Regions from separate parts of the Homo sapiens genome. Here region 1 is linked to region 2. Evidence: chromatin loops called from intact Hi-C (ENCODE). Cell type or tissue: PC-3. All regions are shown on one strand. Links, peaks and the distances in the headings refer to the core of each region. The heading gives the core; the rest is flanking DNA.

Evidence for each region. A loop is a pair of places that touch in the nucleus more often than their neighbours do. Peaks named below come from ENCODE experiments on the same cell type or tissue, not always from the same donor. Only the 100,000 strongest peaks of a DNase experiment are listed, where the experiment ranks them.
Region 1: a loop joins it to region 2, with 6 times the contacts of the local background. A loop is called at or near these places in 3 of 110 quality-filtered maps.

The regions. Positions count from the first base shown.
Region 1 is chr5:173,507,481-173,517,167 of GRCh38, reverse strand. LOC105377732 (a long non-coding RNA gene) reads right to left here. Exons shown (of 15, transcript XR_001743001.1): 14 at 9,578-9,687. Among named protein-coding and RNA genes, the nearest start is that of LINC02995, 67 kb to the left of the region's middle. In PC-3, for the core only: no CTCF peak of the experiment used is centred there; a DNase peak (open chromatin) is centred at 1,457; H3K27ac peaks cover 2,435 bases.
Region 2 is chr5:173,451,565-173,461,866 of GRCh38, reverse strand. All of the region lies in intron 3 of LOC105377732 (a long non-coding RNA gene), which reads right to left. Among named protein-coding and RNA genes, the nearest start is that of MIR8056, 110 kb to the right of the region's middle. RefSeq lists an enhancer at 5,891-7,090. In PC-3, for the core only: no CTCF peak of the experiment used is centred there; DNase peaks (open chromatin) are centred at 4,856, 6,446, 7,346, 9,616 and 1 weaker place; H3K27ac peaks cover 7,601 bases.

The DNA of each region.
Region 1 (9,687 bases), core at 1-8,000, 58 kb before region 2:
TTACAGAAAGAAAGAAAAGAAAAGAAAAGAAAGAAAGAAAGAAAGAAAGAAAGAAAGAAAGAAAGAAAGAAAGAAAGAAAGAAAGAAAGAAAGAAAAGAAAGAAAGAAAGAAGAAAGAAGAAAGAAAGAAAGAGAAAGAAAGAAAGAAAAAGAAAGAAGGAAAGAAAGAAAGAAAGGGAGAAAGAAAGAAAGAGAGAGAGAGAGAAAGAAAGAGAGAAAGAAAAGGAGATTGTTGGTTTCGGATGCTAGATCAACCTATACCTGAAGTAAGCCCTACCTCTGGACTGATCAGTAATATGAACCAATAAGGTCCTTTTATTGTTCTAGTCAGTTTAAATTTTCTATAAATTATTACTGAAATATTCACAACAGATGCATTGCCCAAGAAAGACTTTCCTGCTACCATCTTCACAAGTAACTCTCTAATCAGTCTTCGATAATATGGGACAATGTAGGCAATCAGAGTCAGGGGTTCAGCTTCCAGTCTAATGCTGCCACTTATCTCAAGCTGCACAATAACTGTAACAACAGTAACTACAAGAGACTCTTTTTTTTTTTTTTTTTTTTTTTGAGACGGAGTCTCGCTCTGTCGCCCAGGCTGGAGTGTGGTGGTGCAATCTCGGCTCACTGCAAGCTCCGCCTCCCGGGTTCACGCTATTCTCCTGCCTCAGCCTTCCGAATAGCTGGGACTACAAGTGCCTGCCACCACGCCCAGCTAATTTTTTTGTATTTTTAGTAGAGACAGGGTTTCGTGGTGTTAACCAGGATGGTCTCGATCTCCTGACCTCATGATCCACCCGCCTCAGCCTCCCAAAGTGCTGGGATTACAGGCGTGAGCCACTGCGCCTGGCAAGAGACTCTTCATTAACTGTAAGGTGCTCTACATATAACATTTTAATCTACAACAAGGAAAACAGAGACTTGTTTCTTATTTTACAGAGGAAAAATGAGGCTCATGGCGGTAAACATAACTTGGACAAATTCTCAGTTAATAAGCTAGTTACTTTTCTTCATAGCACAGATGTGATCATATTTATTTCTTTGTTTAGCTGTTTATTGTTGATCCCCTGCGCTAAAATGAAAGCATCAGGAGAGCAGACCCTTTGTCTTTTTCAAGCCTGGATCCTGGGTGCCTAGAACAGTTGCTGGCACAGAGGAAGCCCTTAATAAAGACTGGTTGAGTATTAAATGAACAAGATTCAAACCTAGGTTTGCCTCCAAAACCATCTCTTTTCACAGCTCCAGGTTGTCCCTCATTATCCTCTTGTAAAATAAATGGTGGACCCTTTCACATGCTTAAAAACAAGTGTTGTTTGTTTATGTGTTGCTTTTCATGTGCTGCTGTGGAATGAGCCTCCTCTAAGCTAGTGGAATGTCTTGAGTAACTTTTTGGTCTTTCTTCATAGGACCTATCATGTAAGCCCTTCATTAGTCATCCTGGGTCTACTCAAGGCATTTAATGATACATTTTGTCAGTACCATGAGTAAACAAACATTTAATCAAAACCATCTTGGTGGCAGAGACAGAGCTAGATTCTTTACAGGACCTTAATCACCTCATGCAGTCCTTACCGTGCCTCTGAAACACAGGAAGCAGCACCTCTGTTTGGCAAATCAGACTTCAGGTCCAGAAGATGACATGCTTTTAAGGTGGCAAACAGAGTAAGGATTATCTGACTCCAAAGATTTTACATCTTTCTTTAAAAGTCACATGTTATAATTATTCTAATTAAGATTGTGAAACTTAGAATTGGATTTGGGGTTTTCTATGTCAAAAAGGAAAAATGGACATTTGGTCATGATCATTTCAATATACACATTTGAGCACCTACTACAGTGCTAGGTGCCATGCTAGGCACTGGGGACACTGTAGAACAAAACAGGCCTCACCTCTTCTCTCTTGGTTCTTGTAAAATGGCTGGTACCTGTTCAGTGCAGTGTCAGAGCTAATGCTCTCAAATTTTGGTGTTGGGTCTATTTGAACACTCGGTGCATTAGTTAAAGTAGGCTAATATGCAGCAGTAAATAGACCTCGTATTAGTCACGGTGGGCTAACTGCATTAGAAATAACCTTAAATATCAGAAGCTAAAACTAATAAAAACTGATTTATCTTTATGAAAAGCCTGATGTTGTATTCCTAAGTGGCTCTTCTCCAAGCACTAATCCAGGGACACAGACTCCCTTCACATTGTGTCTCTGCCATCTTGTGGCTTCAGACTTGCCCTGGTACCAACTGGCTAGAGAATAAATGGCTTTACATAGGAGACTTTTATGGCATAGGCTTTGAAGTATCATCTGTCTTTTTTCCCACGACCTATTTGCCCGAACTGAGTCACCTGACCAGCTTAACTGCAAGGGAGGCTGGGAAATGTAGAGGAGCTCATAGTATTTAGTGCATACCAAGAGTCTCTTTCATAGACTCCAAAAAGTCTATGGAATTTTTAAAAAGAATTTCAAAACTTCCAAATTTCTAAATGTAAGCCTTTCTGGGTAGCAGGGATTCAGGTCAGCAACAACTCTACTCCATACAGTCATTCTGGGAGCCAGGCTAGTGGCAGTTCTGCCATATTAAAAAGTTCTCACAAGAGGTTTTAAGGTCCAGACCTGAAGTTGCACTCATCACCTCCCCTCACATTCTATTGGTTAGAACTCATGCACATGACCATATCTTACTGCAAAGGAAGCTAAGAAATGTAGTTTATATCCCAAGCACAAGGAAAGAAGGATGGATTTTTCTAGATAGCTAGAAGATGATAGTTCACCTGGATTTTTTTAACTAGACCTGCCAAATACCAGTTACTGTGCATGTCTCTCACTGATATCCTTTTCTTTTCCTTTTTTTTTTTTTTTTAGACAGAGTCTCACTCTGTTGCTCAGGCTGGAGTGCAGTGACATGATCTCGGCTCACTGCAACTTCTGCCTCCTGGGTTCAAGCAATTCTCCTGCCTCAGCTTCCTGAGTAGCTGGGATTACAGGTGCATGCCACCACGCCCGGCTAATTTTTGTATTTTTAGTAGAGATGGGGGTTCACTATGTTGGCCAGACTGGTCTCGAACTCTTGACTTCAGGTGATCCACCCACCTCAGCCTCCCAAAGTGCTAGGATTACAGGCATGAGCCACCACGCCCAGCCCTGATATCCTTTTCTAACCTTCTTTTTCTGTGACTTCGCATGTGTATATCTAGCTATGTCTCCAACCTGACATACCATATGGTTTCCTAATTCTGGCCTCTAAATAGAAGTCCTTTATCTTAACAAGGAAGTAATCTGAGAAATTATTGAATGTGCTTTCCACAGCAAATGCCATGTTCTTTTGAAATTCATTCATCCAGTGATAACTCACTTAGACTTTATTTTTCTCCACTAGAGGAGGGCAAGGCCCTGTCTGTTTTGCTCAGCACTCTATTCCCAGTGCTTAGCACAGTATTCCTGATACATCACAAGTAACCCAATAAATATTTTCTAAATGACTGTATAAATTTTTCTTTTATCTCAGAATCTTAAAAAGGTCATATTTGATATTGGGGTAAAAAAATATTCCCTGTTGATTTGTTATATATGATGACACCTCCCAGAACCCTGGGAGGGCATCCCTGACCACAAAGCTCAGCTCTTCCTAACTCATTCACTCAGATCCCACTTGTTTTTTTAACCATAGCAAACTCTGAAGAAACCACATACATTGAAAGGTCTTTAATTTTTTTTTCTTTTTAGGGATTGCTGATCTATGTGGAAACTGGAACAAAAGAAATGTCAGAGTCTGCCTGATCCTCACTTTACAATTTTTGTCATCATTGGCTATCAATGTGGAATCCACCATGGCTGAGAAATGTGTAGCTGTGAAATGAGCCCGTAACTGAGCTGAAAAGATTTGTTTGACTTCCAGCTAAGCCACTTAACAGATGTGTGGTTTCTATAAATCAGTCAAGGCTCTGAGTTTCGGCTTCCTCTTCAGGAAGCAGAAAACAGCACCTTCCCTGTCAATATCACAGGATTGCTGTAAAAATGCCTTTTGTTTATTTAATAGATATTTATTGGTGGCTAACTATATGCCAGATATTGACCTAGGTTCTGGAGATACATCAGTGAATAAAACAAAGTTTATGTGACTCAGAGCTTATGCTGAAGGGCAACAGTGTAAATAAATCAATCAATGAGCATGTAATATACCAGGGGTTGATAGGGTTTTGGGGGAAAATCACACAGAGCAAAACAGACGAGAGCCACGGAGGAAAGGAGCTTTGATATTTTATATAAGATGGTTCAGACTGGGACATTAGAACAGACACCTGAAGGAAGTGAGTGAGTGTGTCATGCAAAGATATGAAGGAGGAGGAGGCACAGCATGGTCAAGGGCCCTGAGGTGACAGTATGCTTGGTGTTTATGAGGAATCGCAAGGAGAGCAGTTGGCTTAAGCAGGGTGAATGGGGGATGGGCAGATGCTAAGATCAGAAAGGTAGCACAAAGCTAGATCAATCAGGGCTCCATAGGCCATTGTAGAGACTTCAGCCTTTACTTTGATTGAGATAGAAAGCCATTTCTGTGTTGAGCATAGAAGTGATGCCTTGTGCCATATGTCCTTTAAAGAACATTTCAGCAGCTGTGTGGAAAAAAGGCTGCACGGAAGCTAGACTGGAGGCAAAGTTGCCAGTTAGGAAGCCACTGCAATACAGCAGGTGAGAGATGGCAGTGGCTAGGCTCAAGCCAACAGCAAAGGAAGTGGTGGAAAGTGGTCATATTACGAATATATTCTGAAGATAGCATAAACAAGTCTTCCTGATGGATTGGATGTTGCTGTAAGAGTAAAAAAGAGTAATCAAAAATGACCTTAAAGTTTTGGCCTGATGAGTGGGAAAACGGAGTTGCTCCTTCTTGAGATGGGGAAGACTTCAGGAAGAACACAGAAGCTCTCACTATGCTAAGACCTCTGTTTTTGAAACATTAGTTTGAGATGCCTGTGGACGTAGGCTTCCCAAAATGGCGCTGTATGGTGGTGGCTATATGTATCTGAAATTCTGGGAAGAGGTCCAGGGTGGAGCCATCACCTTGGGAGTTGGCAGCCTATTTAAATCCTTAAGAAGGGGTGAGATCACTTAAAGAGTGAGTGAAGAAGAAATAATTGTGAGGACTGAGAGGAAACTTCAATATTTAGAAGTCCAGGAAAAGAGAGAGGCACAGCAAAAAAGAAAAAAAAAACAAACTAAGGTAAGAAGAAGCCAATGAGGCAGGAAAAGGAACGAGATAGAGGAGAGTGAAGAAAGTGGGACCGGAAGGAGGGACTGACTCATTTCCATTTATGATGCAGTAGTTTGGCCAAATAGCATGATGGTAGATACACACCCAAATATATCAGTAATCGCATTAAATGTAAATCGATTAAATAGTTCAATTAAACATCTATAATTATCAAACTAGATTAAAAAACAAAATCTAACTATATGCTGTTTACTAGAGATACACCTCAAATATAAGGATATAAAGTAATTAAAAATTAAGAGATGATATAAGATTTACCATGCAAACAATATCCAAAAGAAAGCTGGTATAGGTATACTGGTAGCAAAATAGACTTAAGGCAAAAAGCCTGATTAAGATCAAAAGTTTCAAGTTTCATAACAATAAAAGCGTTAATCCCCCAAGAAATTCTCAATTTATATGTATGTAAAAAACACAACTTCAAAATATAAAAAACAAAAGTTGACAGAATTATAAGAAAGTCTAGGCAAATCCACACTCATAATAATGAGAGACTTTAACAAACTTTTCTCAATAAAATATATAACAAGAAAGAAAAAAATCAGTAAGAATATGTAAGATCTAAACAACACAATTAACAAATTTGATATATTGACATGTACAGAACACTGTGTCCAAAAAAGTATACTGTTTTTTCAAGTGTACATGGAACGTTTATGCTGGCCATAAACGAAGTTTCAACAAACTTCAAAGGATTGAAATCATACAAAATATGTTCTCTGACCATGGAAGAATTAAGTTGGAAATCAATAACAAAATAAGTAGGAATTCTTCAAATACTTGGAAATTAAGCAATATATTTTTAAATGGGTCAAAGAAAAAATTTCAGTGGAAACTGGAAAATATCATTAACTAAATGATAATGAAAATATGACATATCAAAATATGGAGGATGTGGTTAAACCTCTGCTTAGAGAGAAATTATAGCCTTAAATACATAAATTTAAAAGAAAAAATATGTAAATCAGTAAGCTAGTTATCTATGTCAAAAAAAAGAATAGAAAATTATGTCTAAGGAAACCAGAAAAAAGAAAAAAAACTAGTAGCACAAATTAATAAAATACAAAACAGACATTCAAGATAGAAAATCAATATGTCCAAAAGTTGGCACTCATAAAAGTAAAATAAATGTTAGCTTTCTGGGAAGTCTTATAACAAAGTAATAGCAAAGTAATAGAGGAGACAAAAATTACCAGTTTTGATGAAAAAGAAAACATCATTCCATATCCTGCACATGTTAAAAATATAGTTACAACTTACTATTAACAATTGAATGTTAATAAATTAAAAATTTTAGATAAAATGGAAAATCCTTAGAAAAACAAAATTAACAAAAGCTGATGTAAGAAGAAATAGAAAATCTGAAATAGTCCTATTTCTATTAGAGATATTAAAGCTGAAGATAACAAAGAAATCTCTAGACATAGATGGCTTTCCTCCAAATAAATTACAAATGAATTTCTCCAAATATTTATGGAAGAAATCACACCAAACTTATATAAACATTTGCGTAGACTAGAAAAAATATTTTCTATTTTGTTTAATTAGGCCATTGTAATCTTGACATCAAAAACTGACCTTGACATAAAGCAAAATTATGGGCCAATCAGTCCTATGAACAGAGATGCAAAAATACCAAACTAGCAAATTGGATTTAGTAAAATATAAAAATAATAATGAAGAATGAGAAAGTTGCATTTGTTCCCAGAATGAAAGGTTGGCTTCATATTTTAAAATTACTATAATTTACATTAACAGAATAAAAAGAAAATCATCTGACCATCTCAGTAGACACAGAAATAGCTTTTGATAAAATTCAACACACGTTTATGATTTTAAAAAACTTGAAATCCCCTCTGCAGACAGGAACAAAAGGGAACCTCTTTAGTCCCATAAAGAGTGTTTAAGAAAAAAAAAAAGCCCTACAGAAAGTATTATACTTAACGGCAAATATTGAAAGCTTTCTGCCTGAGAATGAGAATGAGCAAGAATGCCTGTTTTCACCACTTCTATTAAATATTGAACCACAGTTTCTAGCCAGTGCAAAAATAAAAGGAAAGAGGGGATAAAAAGATATAAAATTTGGGGAAAAAATCATTATTTGCAAAAAAAAATTACTTTGTTCACAGTAAATACAAAAGGACCTAAAGAAAAACTATTATCATTAATAAGTGAATTTTGGAAGGTCATTGGATAAGAAGGTCAATTGTATGTAAAACTCAATCGTATTTCCATATAAATGCAAAAAACTGACAAACTTTAAAAGAATATTGTTTATATTAGCATAAAACAAACATTAGTGAAATAAATGGAGATCTAAATAAATCAAGGAACATACCATATTCATGGATTAGAAGACTCAATACTGTAAAGATATCAATTTAACTCAAAGTTAAATATAGATTCAATGCAATTCAAACCAACATCCTGAAAGGTTTTTTTTGTGGAACTTAATGAGTCAACTATTAAATTCATACTGAAATAGGACATAAATGCCAAAGCAATTCTGAAGAGAAAGAACAAAGCTGGGAGTCTTCAACCATCAAATAACAAGACCTATTGCAAACGCGGTATGTTAATAGCTAAAGGATATAAAAATAGATCCATGAAATACAATACTGAGGTCAAAAAAAAGACCCATACTATGCAGTCACCTGATTTATGACAAAGGTGCCACTGAAGTACAGTGGAGGAGGGAGAGAACAACGGTCTGACTTAATAATCATATTGAGTCAATTAGATATCCATATGGAAAAAATAAATTTTGACCCCTGATTCACACCACACAATTCCAGATGCAGATCTAACTGCAAAAAGTATAATTATAAACCTTCTAGAAGAAAATATAGGAGAAGATCTTTACAACCGAAGATTTCTTAGACACCTGCACACACACACACACACACACACACACACACACACAAGCATTAACCATTTAAGAAATAATTGATAAACTGGAACTATTAAAATTAAAAACTCACATTTATATAAACAGCATTCAGAGACTGAAAAGACAAATCAAAGTAAGAAGAGATATATGTGTCATATATATGTCAATATATATTATTGTCTTGCAGGAAATTTTATATATTCTATATTTGAGTCCTTCAGCTAATACACACATATGCAATATATAAGAAAATGAAAACGACCCAACAGAAAAATGAACAAAAGACGTGAATTAAGCACTTCTCAAAAGAAGATATCTTAATAGCCAATATAAAAAGGTGCTCAACCTCATTAGCCATCAGAGAATGCAAATTAAAACCACAGTGAAAATATCAACTCCAATGCTCACTCATCAAAATGGCTGTAATTTTTAAAATCTCCATAATACTATTCACTGAAGTAGGTATATCACCAGACAACCACTTTGGAAAATTAGTGATATCAACTAAAGTTGAATATATACATATACATATACTCTATGACACAGAAATTCCACTCCAAGATATGTGTGTGTGTCTGTGTGTGTATATGATATATATACATATGATATATATACACATATACATATATGAGATACATACACATGATATATATACATGTGTGTATATGATATATATATATCATATACACACACAGACACACACACATATATCCTCAAAAGCCATATACAAAAATATTCCTAACAGCACTATTCATAATAGCTAACAACTATTGGCATAATGTTATATTTGCATTGAAAACATATAGGAATAAATCTAACAAGTAATGTGTAGGACCTCTACACATACAAACATTAATGAGAAAAATTAATAAAGACTTAAATCAATGGAAGAACACATCTAGAAATAAATTTAATGATACCCATCAAAAATAGAATGGAAAAATAAATTGTGTTATATTCAAACATTTGAATAATATACAGCAATGAGAACGTATAACGTATAACCTCACACAACATCCCGGATGAATTTCACAAACTAAGGTTGAGCAAAAGAAGTTAAACACAGAAGTACACATATTGTATGATTCTATTAAAGTTCAAAACCAGACAGAACCAATTTTTGGGGGTAAATCCGAGAGAATAGTGGGGAGGGTAATGCCTGGGTAGGGGACATGGGGCCTCAGACACTGCAACAGTCTCTCCTTTGATCTGCGTACTAGGTACCTGGGTGAACTCAGTTTGTGAAAATTCACGGAAGCATGTCCTTATAGTTTGTATGTTTTGTATATTTAGGCTCTAATATCAAAAAGATTTACTAAAAAATAAAAGGGGGGCAGATTAGCTCTGTCACTTAGGACAAGTGTCACTTAGGACCTCAGTGTCCTGAGGCCTTTGGCTTTCGAACATAAGCAACTATTTATGTACTCACCCATGTATTCCATTTCCAGCAAATATTCACTAGGCACCTACAGCAGTGAGCAAATCCATGACACCACTAGCCTTGTGGAGCTGATATTTCAGTGGAAGGAGATTGACAGT
Region 2 (10,302 bases), core at 2,303-10,302:
ACTGAATGGCCAGCTACAGTTTCCTTCTTAGGGTGAAAGCCAGTGAAGAAGGGGGGTCCTGTCCCAGATCTTAACAACTTCCTTCTCTCCCCTAGGCTACAAATTCCTGGTACTTGGGGGCTTTCTTGAGCCTCTACCCTCCAATCTGTCCAGCACCCTCTTGCCTTGGCCTGGTCCTATGGGATCTAGCCAGTTGCCCTGACTTCATCTCTTTCTGCCTAGCCCTTGGACTTACCCAGACTGGCTGCCTGGCTGTCAGCTTTGCTCTCCCAGCTCACCCTTGGCCCCATGCTCAGCAGCCCTTGATCAGGCCTCTCTGAACCATGCACTCAGCCCAGTCCTTCCCTGACCACCTGCCTCTCCAGCAGGGGAGTCCAGACAGTAAGAGTGGAGACCATCCCCTTACACACTGAGTGGAGCAATTCCTGAAGGGCTTGGGGTGCATAGCTCAACCTTGATTTTGACCTCAAGGAGGAAACTCAAGCTGTTGCAAAGATATCTCCCTTATCATTACCATCAGAGACAGAAAAGGCTAAATGGGTCATGAAGCTAATTCTGTGCAGGGAGCCAGACACTAATGAGCTCTCACGAAGGCAACACGGGATAGATTAGACTCCCATTTCTTCTCTCTTCTCTCTTCCATGTGGCCTTGCAGAGCAGGAGACACAGAATAACCACCCCAGATGCAAACTGGCAATGGGTTTGGCTATGTGTTTTGTTGGGCCAAAAGAATATTAGCAAATGCAATGTGGGCCAGGGCTCTTCAAGGGTAGAAGAGTTCACAGTTTGGTTTGCCCCTTTAACTCCTATGATCTGCTATGAGAAATGCATGTCCCAAGTATGCACCTGCTCCAAAGAGCTCTGGAGCTCTTGGTTGGCCAGTCCCAACCAAGACACAATCAAACCTGGACCCATGAACAAGAAAATAAATGTTTGTAGCTATTTGTATACAATAAAAAAACAAAATGGAAAACCACTGCCCAAGAACACCATCAATAACATTCTGACCACAGAGCATCTCAATGCCTCAAACCAAGAGGTATCTGCAGGACAGGAGAAGAGTGGTCACTCCATCAACAACCCCACAACACTTTGCAAAGATAACAGACCAAGGAAAGAAAGCAATCAGAATCCTCCAGGGGACCTGGCTTCTGCCTTCCTTCACAGGCCCCATGGTGTGAACAGCTGTGTGTTTGTTGCCCTGCACCCCTTCTTTGGGGACCATCTCCCAGGCTTTCCCTGGGGAGCCACCCCACCCTATCAGTCCCTGTGGGCTTATGGTCCTGGCCTGGCCATTCAGCATACATATTCCATTACCCTGGCCACAGTGAGTGGTTTAGGATAGACACATGACCCAGGCCAGACCCAAAGCGCCAACCATGGGACTTTTGGAAGGAAAGAGGAGCTCTCTTATTGGTAAGATACAGGCCTGGAACTGCTATAGCCACCACCAATGGACAGACTGCCCAAGAATGAAACAAGCACAGAAGAAAGCCAGGGCTAAAAAATGGAAAGACCAGCCTGGGCAACATAGAGACCTCATTTCTATTAAAAGTAAAAAAAAAAATCAGTTTGGTGTGTGTGTGCCTGTAGTCCCAGCTACTCAGGAGGCTGAGGTGGGAGGATCGCTTGAGCTGGGGAGGTCGAGGCTGCAGTGAGCCCCAATCACGCCACTGGACTCCAGCCTGAGCAAAAGAGCAAGACCCTGTCTCAAAAGAAAACAAAAAGATGGAAAGAGACAGATGCCTAAAGACTTTGTATGAGTACCTGATGAGTACCTGGATCCAGCTATGCCTGAATTTAGCAATATCCTGAACACTTCAGGTGTGTGAGCCAGTACATTTCTGTGTCTTCAGCCAGTTGAGTTGGGTTCTTTCCCTCCCCCACTGAAAGAGACTTGATGGAGATGCTTCCTTGTTAGCCACACTGTGCAGTTGCCCCTTTCCATCCTTCCATTGTTGAGGTTTAAATTTAATGTGAAGAAAAGGCATAGAATTTTCATGCTCCTCCACTGGCATTTCTGTTGCTGGCCTCTGCCATTTTGTTAGGCCAGTGATTCCAAACATTTTAGAGTAGCAAAGCCCATCATTGTTGGTCAGGAATATTGCATAGCATGTATTTATTACCCACGCTCTTATTATAGTCTCAGCAAGTGGTTAACCTTTCATTTTTCTTGGGAAAAAATGAGCATGTCACTCCCTCATTTCTCTGCCTCTCTCAGGATTCAGAGATATGACAAAGTTAAATTGGGTATTTCTGAACTTTACAAAGTTAAAAACAAATCAGCTCATCCCCCTTCCCAAAAAAATTATCTTGTCACAGAGGGCCCTCTTCCCTCCAACGTGTTCCAAAGCAATAGCACAAATGCACGCATCTGGCCAAATGCCATCGGCTGCTGTCTGAGGGCCATCTGAAAAGCAGCCTCTTCTTCCGGCCACCCCATCCCCAGCTGTCAGGGATCCCCACTTGGAGTCCTCATGCTCCTGAAATGATATGTCCAGGGCAGATGTCGCAGGGCTCACGTCAGGCACGAAGGCAGTGCTCCCCTGCTCAGCTGTCATGGCCGATTGAGACACAGTCCCAACCCAGGGCTCCCTCAGAGAGCCACCAAGACTGGACTGAGCTTCCCCCACAGAGATGCTGCTGACACGCCAGGGGTGCATCCTGGCTCTCCAGACTGGCAATGCTGATTCTAATGAAGTCACAGCCTTCACTGTTGTTCCTTTTTTAAATAATTGGGGTGAAATGCACATATCATAAAATTGAACCTCTTAACCATTTTGAAGTGTACAGTCCAGTAGCATTAAGTACAGTCATACTGTTGTGCAACCATCACCACCATCCATCCCCAGAAAATGTTTCATCTTGCAAAACTGAAACTCTATATCCATTAAACAATACTCCCCCATTTCCTCCTCCTCCCAGTCCCCGGCAACTACCATTCTACTTCTGTCTCTATGAATTTGGCTACTCTAGAGGCCCTCCTATAAGTGGAATTAGACAGTATTTGTCCTTTTGCATCTGACTTATTTCACATAGCACAATGTCCTCAAGATTCATCTATGTTGTAGTATGTGTCAGAATTTTCTTCCTTTTTAAGGCCGAATAATATTCCATTGTATGTCTATAGCATATTTTGCTTATTCATTCATCTATCGACGGACACTTGGTTGCTTCCACCTTTTGGCTATTGCGAATAATGCTGCTGTGAACAGAGGTGTACAAATATCTCTTCAAGACCATGCTTCCAATTATTTTGGGCATATTCCCAAAAGTAGAATAGCAATAACACAGTAATTCTTTTTTTTTTTTTTTTTTTTTTTTTTGAGATAGAGTCTCACTCTGTCACCCAGGCTGGAGTGCAGTGGCGCAGTCTCGGGTCACTGCAACCTCCATCTCCCAGGTTCAAGCAATTCTCCTGCCTCAGTCTCCCAAGTAGCTGGGACTACAGGCATGCGCCACCACGTCCAGCAAATTTTTGTATTTTTAGTAGAGACAGGGTTTCACCATGTTGGTCAGGCTGGTCTCCATCTCTTGACCTCATGATCTGCCTGCCTCGGCCTCCCAAAGTGCTGGGATTACAGGCGTGAGCCATTGCACCCGGCCTATCACACAGTAATTCTATGTATAATTTTTTTTGAAAAACCTCCATGCTTTTTTCCACAGTGGCATTTTACACTCCCACCAGCAGTGCACAGAGATTCCAGTTTTTCTACATGCTTACCAACACTAGTTATTTTCTGGGTTTTTGACAGTAGCCACCCTAATGGGTGTGAGGCAATATCTCATTATGGTTTTGACTTTTACTGTTACTCTTATTGTAACAGTCACTACTATAACTTTCTCATGTTGTACCAAGTTTGGTCTTTTAATAGTTAAGAGATGGGCTTCCTTCACTTCGAAGATAAATGATCCTTGGTGTCTAAACAACTTACTACAAAAGGCCAAAGTTCTTTTAAGAGAGATATTCTAAGGCTAAGTTACAGGGGCCCAAAGATCCTAAGTGATTAGCCCCATCCTCCCCTTTTCCAAAAAGGAAACAGAGGTCCCAGAGGGATCATGCAGTGGTTAAGAAATATGAACTGGGCAAATCTCGCTTGAAAACCTGGCTCTGCCACTCACGAGTTGCAGGACCATGGAGCTGTCTCTCAGCCCCTCTACACTTGGCTTCTTTTCACAGCGCAGTGGATAGGAACAGTGTCTCTCTTACAAGGTTGCTGCGAGAGTTAAGCTGTGTGCCAAATGCAGTGCCTGCCACAGGACAAGGGCTTGGTAAATTCCAGCAGCTCTTACGGTTGTTGCCTTCTTATTCTTATGAAATAAGTTGCCCAAGTCCCATGCCTAGTGAATTGGTTTCTTGATTCCCAGTGTTTGCCCTGGCCATGATGGTTCTTAACCCCACTTTCCCCAATGTCTATGCTCACCTTAAACAACTCTGGCTGTTACTTACTGTAACTGATGGCCTGGTTTCTAAAATGTACACTGAACTCATTCCCTCAATGGTACATTGAGTCAATCCAGCACAGGAAGAGAGAGGATCGGCTGCTGCAAATTCTGAAAGGTCCACAGTAGCAGAAGGCAAAGTGACAAATGACAGAGGTAGGGAAGGGTCTCATAAAACCTTTGACCTCAAGGAAGTTCACATGATCTGAAATGATGCTGCTCCCACATTCCTGGGGAGTTGCTTCCTCTTTGCATCGATTCCGTCATGCATTTCTCTGATATTTTACAGCTTACAAAGATTCCCTCCATTGATAAACAGTTGTTGAGAACCTACTCTGATTGAGCACGATGTGCCAAGTGCCAGAGTCACAGCCAAGAGCAATGCCAGAGGGTCTGGGGAAGGAGACAGACATGATTCGGAAAGTGACACCAACCAGTGGAAAACCGCAACTGTGCTAAGGGCAAGGAAGGAGGGAAGCAGGTGCCCTGAGAACCCACAAGAGGGGCTCTCAGCTGAGCTCTAACAGATGAGTCACAGGAAGTGTTCACAAAGTAGCATATAAAATAGACATTTATTTTGTGCTTCACTCCTCTCTGTCTGTGGGTCTTGAACATTTGCTGTGTGTAGATCCTTCACCAACCCTGCTGTACTTAAGGCTCAGGCATTTGATGAACTCAGGGGATTATGGAAAGCACGCAACTTGTCCATTAAAAGGACAGTGGGCAAATCAAGTGTAGTTTCTCCCAACTGCAGAATACTATGCAGCTGTTAAGAGGAATTAAATACACCTGCACAGGCTACTGTGAAAAGATTAGCACAATAAATTAGAAAGTGAAGAATTCCTGGTGTAGAAAAGTATTAGTAAATGATTCATTTATGTAAGGAAGAAAATCATATACACAAATATGGGTATAGTCAGACTCTTTTTTTGGAGGGACACAAGAAATTACTTATGTTAGTTTGTTAGGGCTGCCATAATAAAGTACCACACATTGAATGGCTTAAACAGCTGAAACATATTTTCTAGCAGCTCTGAAAACTTGAAGTCTGAGATCAATGTGTTGGCAGGGGTGGCTCCTTCCGGGAACCCTGAGGGGGGAATCTGTTCCACTCCGCTCTCTTTGGCTTGTACATGGCCATCTTCTTCCTATGTCTCTTTACACTGTCTTCCCTCTATGTAAGTCTCTGTGTCCAAATTTCCCGTTTCGATAAGAATATCAGTCATACAGGATTAGGGCTCATCTTAATGACCTTATTTTAACTTGATGACCTCTGTAAAGACCCTATCTCCAAATAAGGTCACATTCTGAGGTTCAGGGGGGTTAGGACGTCAACATATGAACTTGAGTAGGGGACACAATTCAACCCATGGCATTGCTGGGAGACAAAAGGGATTCATCTTTTACTTCATATATTCCTCTATAGTATTTATACTTTTATGATAAGCATACATTTCAATTACAAAAACAACTTTTAGTCCAAAAAGTGGGTGGAAATTTAAATCCTGCCACAAATCAAGCACCAAGTGAAAACATTGGGGTTGTATATTGTAGGTCAAAGTGACCTGTTTCTATATCTGAAACAAGAGGCACACCCTCCATTAAGGCCTCCAAGCGGGAGTGTGTATGTCCAAGAAAGGGAACCTGACCATCACTGGTCTTGCACACTTCTAGATATTTTTATTTTCTTTTAATTTCTATTTTGTTTTATATTGCGTGTGGAGGGGTACATACTTAAAACTTTCTACTTGGGGTTTGCCTTCTAAATAGCGTGCATGGCAAAGGCCTTGGGAGCACCTTTCACGAAGCTTAATATTTTCATAAGCAAAGAAAAGGACCTAGTCCGTGACTGCGTATGAGTCACGTTAGTTTGGTTTTCTTCAAAGGCTGACTACTCCAGTTGCTATCTCTGTGTGACACAGTGTCTTAGGATGACTATGTTATTTTGCTCATGATTTCATAGATCAGGAATTCAAGAAGGGATTAGCTGAGTGGTTCTTGCCGGGGGTCTCTTATTTGTTGCAGTGAGATGTTGGCTGAGCCTGGAGTCATCTGCAGGCTTGGCTGGGCTGCACGTCCCAGATGATCCTCTCACATGACTGATGGTCACTGGTTATCTGCTGAGTTCTCAGCAGAGATGCCAGAGCACCTACACGTGGCAATCTCAGGGCATCTAATGTCTTAAACGGTGGCTGACTTCTCCCAGAGGGAGTGTCCCTGAATACTTGGCAGAAGCCGCACGGCCTTTTCTGATCCAACCTCAAAAATTAAGGCATCACTATTGCTGGACTGATTGCAAGCCAGTTACATTCAAGGCTCAGATCCAAGGGGAGGGAACCAGGCAGAAACTCAATGCTTTTCCTGACCTAGCTTCAGAAAGAGCAGAGTGTATTAGTTATCTATCACTGCATAACAAATTCTCTCAAAGCTTAACAGCTTAAAACAACAAACCTTTAGGACTGTACAGTGTCTATGGGCCAGGAATTCAGAAGTGCCTCTGCAGGCTGCCTCTGACTCAAGGCCTCTTGTGAGATTGCAGTCAATATATCAGCAAGGGCTACAATTATCTGAAGGTTTGGCTGGTGCTGGAAGATCTAATTCCAAGATACTCGGTCACATGGCTATTGGCAGGAAGCTTCTGTTCCTCAGGGTTGTTGACAAAAGGCCTTAGTTCTTCACTGTATGGGCCCTTCCATGTGTTGCCTGAGTATCCTAAAAGCATGGCAGCCAGTTTCCCCAAGAACCGAGTGAGACAGAGATAGAGAGAGAGAGATAGAGATAGAGAGAGAGAGCAGGAAGCTTCAGTGCCTTTTATAATCTAGTCTCTGAAGTCATACCCCATCATTTTCACTTAATTCTATTTGTTAGAAATGAGTCACCAAGGTCACACGCAAGGGAAACGGCATTAGGCTTCACATTTTGCAGCAAATGTCAAAGAGTTCTGACACCACCCACGACATCATCTCTGTTGCATCCTATTGGTTATAAGTGAGTCCCAGCACAGATTCAAGGGGAGAGGACATACATCCCACCTCCAGTGGGAGGAATGTCCAAGGATTTTCAGACAAGGACTTAGATACAGTGTCTTAGCTCAGATTTCTATAACAAACTGCCATAGGCTGGGCGACTTAAACAAGAGGAATTTATCTCTCACAGTCTGGAGGCTAGAAAAATCCAAGATCAAGGTGCTGGAAGATTCCTTTCCTGGCTTGCAAATAGCCACCTTCTTGCTATGTCCTCATCTGTCAGAGACAGTGTGCAGGCACTCTGGTATTTCTTCCTCTTTTCAGAAGGGCACTAATCCCATTATGGAGACCCTTACCCGCATGACCTCACATAACCCTAATTACCTCCCAAAGACCTCCCTTCCAAATACCGTCGCATGACGGGGAGGGTTAGCGTTTTCACATATGAGATGGGGGGAACATAAACACTCAGTCCATAACCTTCCATGCCGGGCCCTTCAAAATGTGTGTCCTTCTCACATTCAAAATTCATTCAATCCCAACAGCCCCAACAGACTTCACTGGTTCTAGCATCAACTCTAAAGTCCCAAGTCTCATCTAAATATCATAGAAGTCAGATATCTACATCATAAAGAGTTTATTCCAGGAGAAACAAAAGGGGAGAGTGAGACAAGGAAGGGAGAAGAGCCAGCAAGGGATAGATTACAGCTTGGAGCTCCGTCCTGCTGGGGGTTCTTCAGAATCCACGTGGAACATGGCTCAGCCTAGGCCCATTAGAGGATGGGGGACTGGGCAATTATCCATCTACTCTCATCCCCAACTAGTTGAGGTTTTCCCCTGGAAGCGTTAACACCCCCAGAGAAAGCCCTTAAGCAGCTGGAGATGGGACTCTGTCAGTGAATTGAAAACTGTTGCCCACTACCTCAAGTGAACTCAGGTAGCCCAGGGTGGATATAGAAAAAGCACCAACAGCATCTGCTATGGAATGTGAGATCAAGGAGTGCCTTCCAAAATAAATGTTTTTTATTGATCAGGTAAAGGGCTTGTGATAACAGGTCACTGTGACTCGGCAAACAGATTCTGTGATAGTCACATAGGCATGCAAAAATACTCACAGGTTCTCAGGCTATGGAAGACTCTGATTCACCCATTCAGTGAATATATACTCAACAGCTACCACAAGCCAAGAACCGTGCTAGGCTCTGGGGTTACAATAATGGACAAAACAGATGAGTTTTCCGACCTCACAGGGCTTATAGGCTAGAGGATTAGAGCGGCATTAATCAAATAATCACACAACATGATAAATACTAATTTGACAGCTGGTATGAAGGTGCATTTTCTGCAGAGAAGGCCCTTGACAGGGCTATAGAAGCCACCGTGTATGTTCCCCAGGGCATGGTGAGAAAGCAGTGGATGGTGTTGGAAGCAGTTTTGAGCATGTGCTGGGTAATACCTTCACAGAGAAGCTTCCTCGCCCTTTCAAGAAGTCTCTTGGGGAGATAGGGAGCTTTCTACTAGTTTGACAGAATGAGAATTTCTCTCTGAAGCTGGGCTTTTATAAGGAAGGGTCGATATCACTTCAGCATAGATCTAGTCATTGAAATAATAGTACTTGAAAGAAAGAAATACAACCAACACCCGAAGGATGGTGAATTGCAAAGAGAAACAAGTCTGGGTTTTCTTGATGACATTGCTGAGCTTTTTCGCTAGCCTTAGTCTCCTCACCCTCGAACTTCTTGTGATGTGAGCTCATTAAAAGTCTTTATTGCTTCATCCACTCTAAATCAAGTTTTCAGTTACTTGCAACCAAAAACATCCCTGACACACCATATATTTCATATTTTTCCACAGTTCTTCATGAGAACTCTTATTGTTCCCATGCTAGGTGAAGGAAACTGATACCCATATAAGTGAACTATCCAAGGTCACACAATGAATAAAGCTGGAATTGGGATGCAGGCCTTCTCATTGCAGCTCCTCTGAATTTGCTCTAGTGCAGTATACTACAGCACAACACAACACAAGCCCCTTTTCTCCCCACTAGGTCTTTGCCACATGTTGTCACCTTACAGAGCTATTTTTAGTCCCCAGATGCCATGAGGCACGGGATTCCTAACTGCCACCTCCTAGCTCAGTGCCATTGACATGATGTGTCAGCGTAGTGGCCTTTCCTGTAATTGCGCAAGTCCAGAGTTTCCACGGACATCCTTTTTGTTTTTTGCGTCCTTGCCTTGACAATTTGTACTGCTCTCTTCCTCCTTTGGCCATTCTTGTTTAACTGTTTCCCTAGAACTTTTATTATGTCACCACATACACACATTCTTGCAATATTTAAAAGAGTGGTTATGAAAATTGTGTGATAACATTAGGATATTACATGTTAAGTGCAAAGTAGGATACAAATTGCTTGCACAAAGATATGAAAAAACACATATGCACATTAAAAATTAAAACAAAAACACTAGAATGTTTGCTATGATTGTGGTGGTGTGGTGAGACGTGGGTAATTTTTTTTTTTTTTGATTTTCCAAATTTTCTGTTATGTGCATATAATGAAAAAAATAGGTTAGGATGTTTTTTAAAATATGTCATTGTTTATCTGGCCCATCTCCTGGGAGGCAGCATAGCAGAGCATGCTAGTTAACAGCGTGCACTCTGGAGCTTGATTGCCTGAGTTCAAATCCCAGCCCAACCACTTAATAGGTGCATAGCTCTCAGCAAGATCTGTAACTATTCTGTACCTCAGTTTACCCATCTGTAAAAGGGGCAATATCCCATCCACCTGTCTCATAAGGTGACTCTGAGGATCAAGTAAGTTAGCAATTGTAAAGCCCTTGGCATGGTGTCTAGTACAGGAAGAGTGTTATGTGTTTGTTGAATATAAGCCATT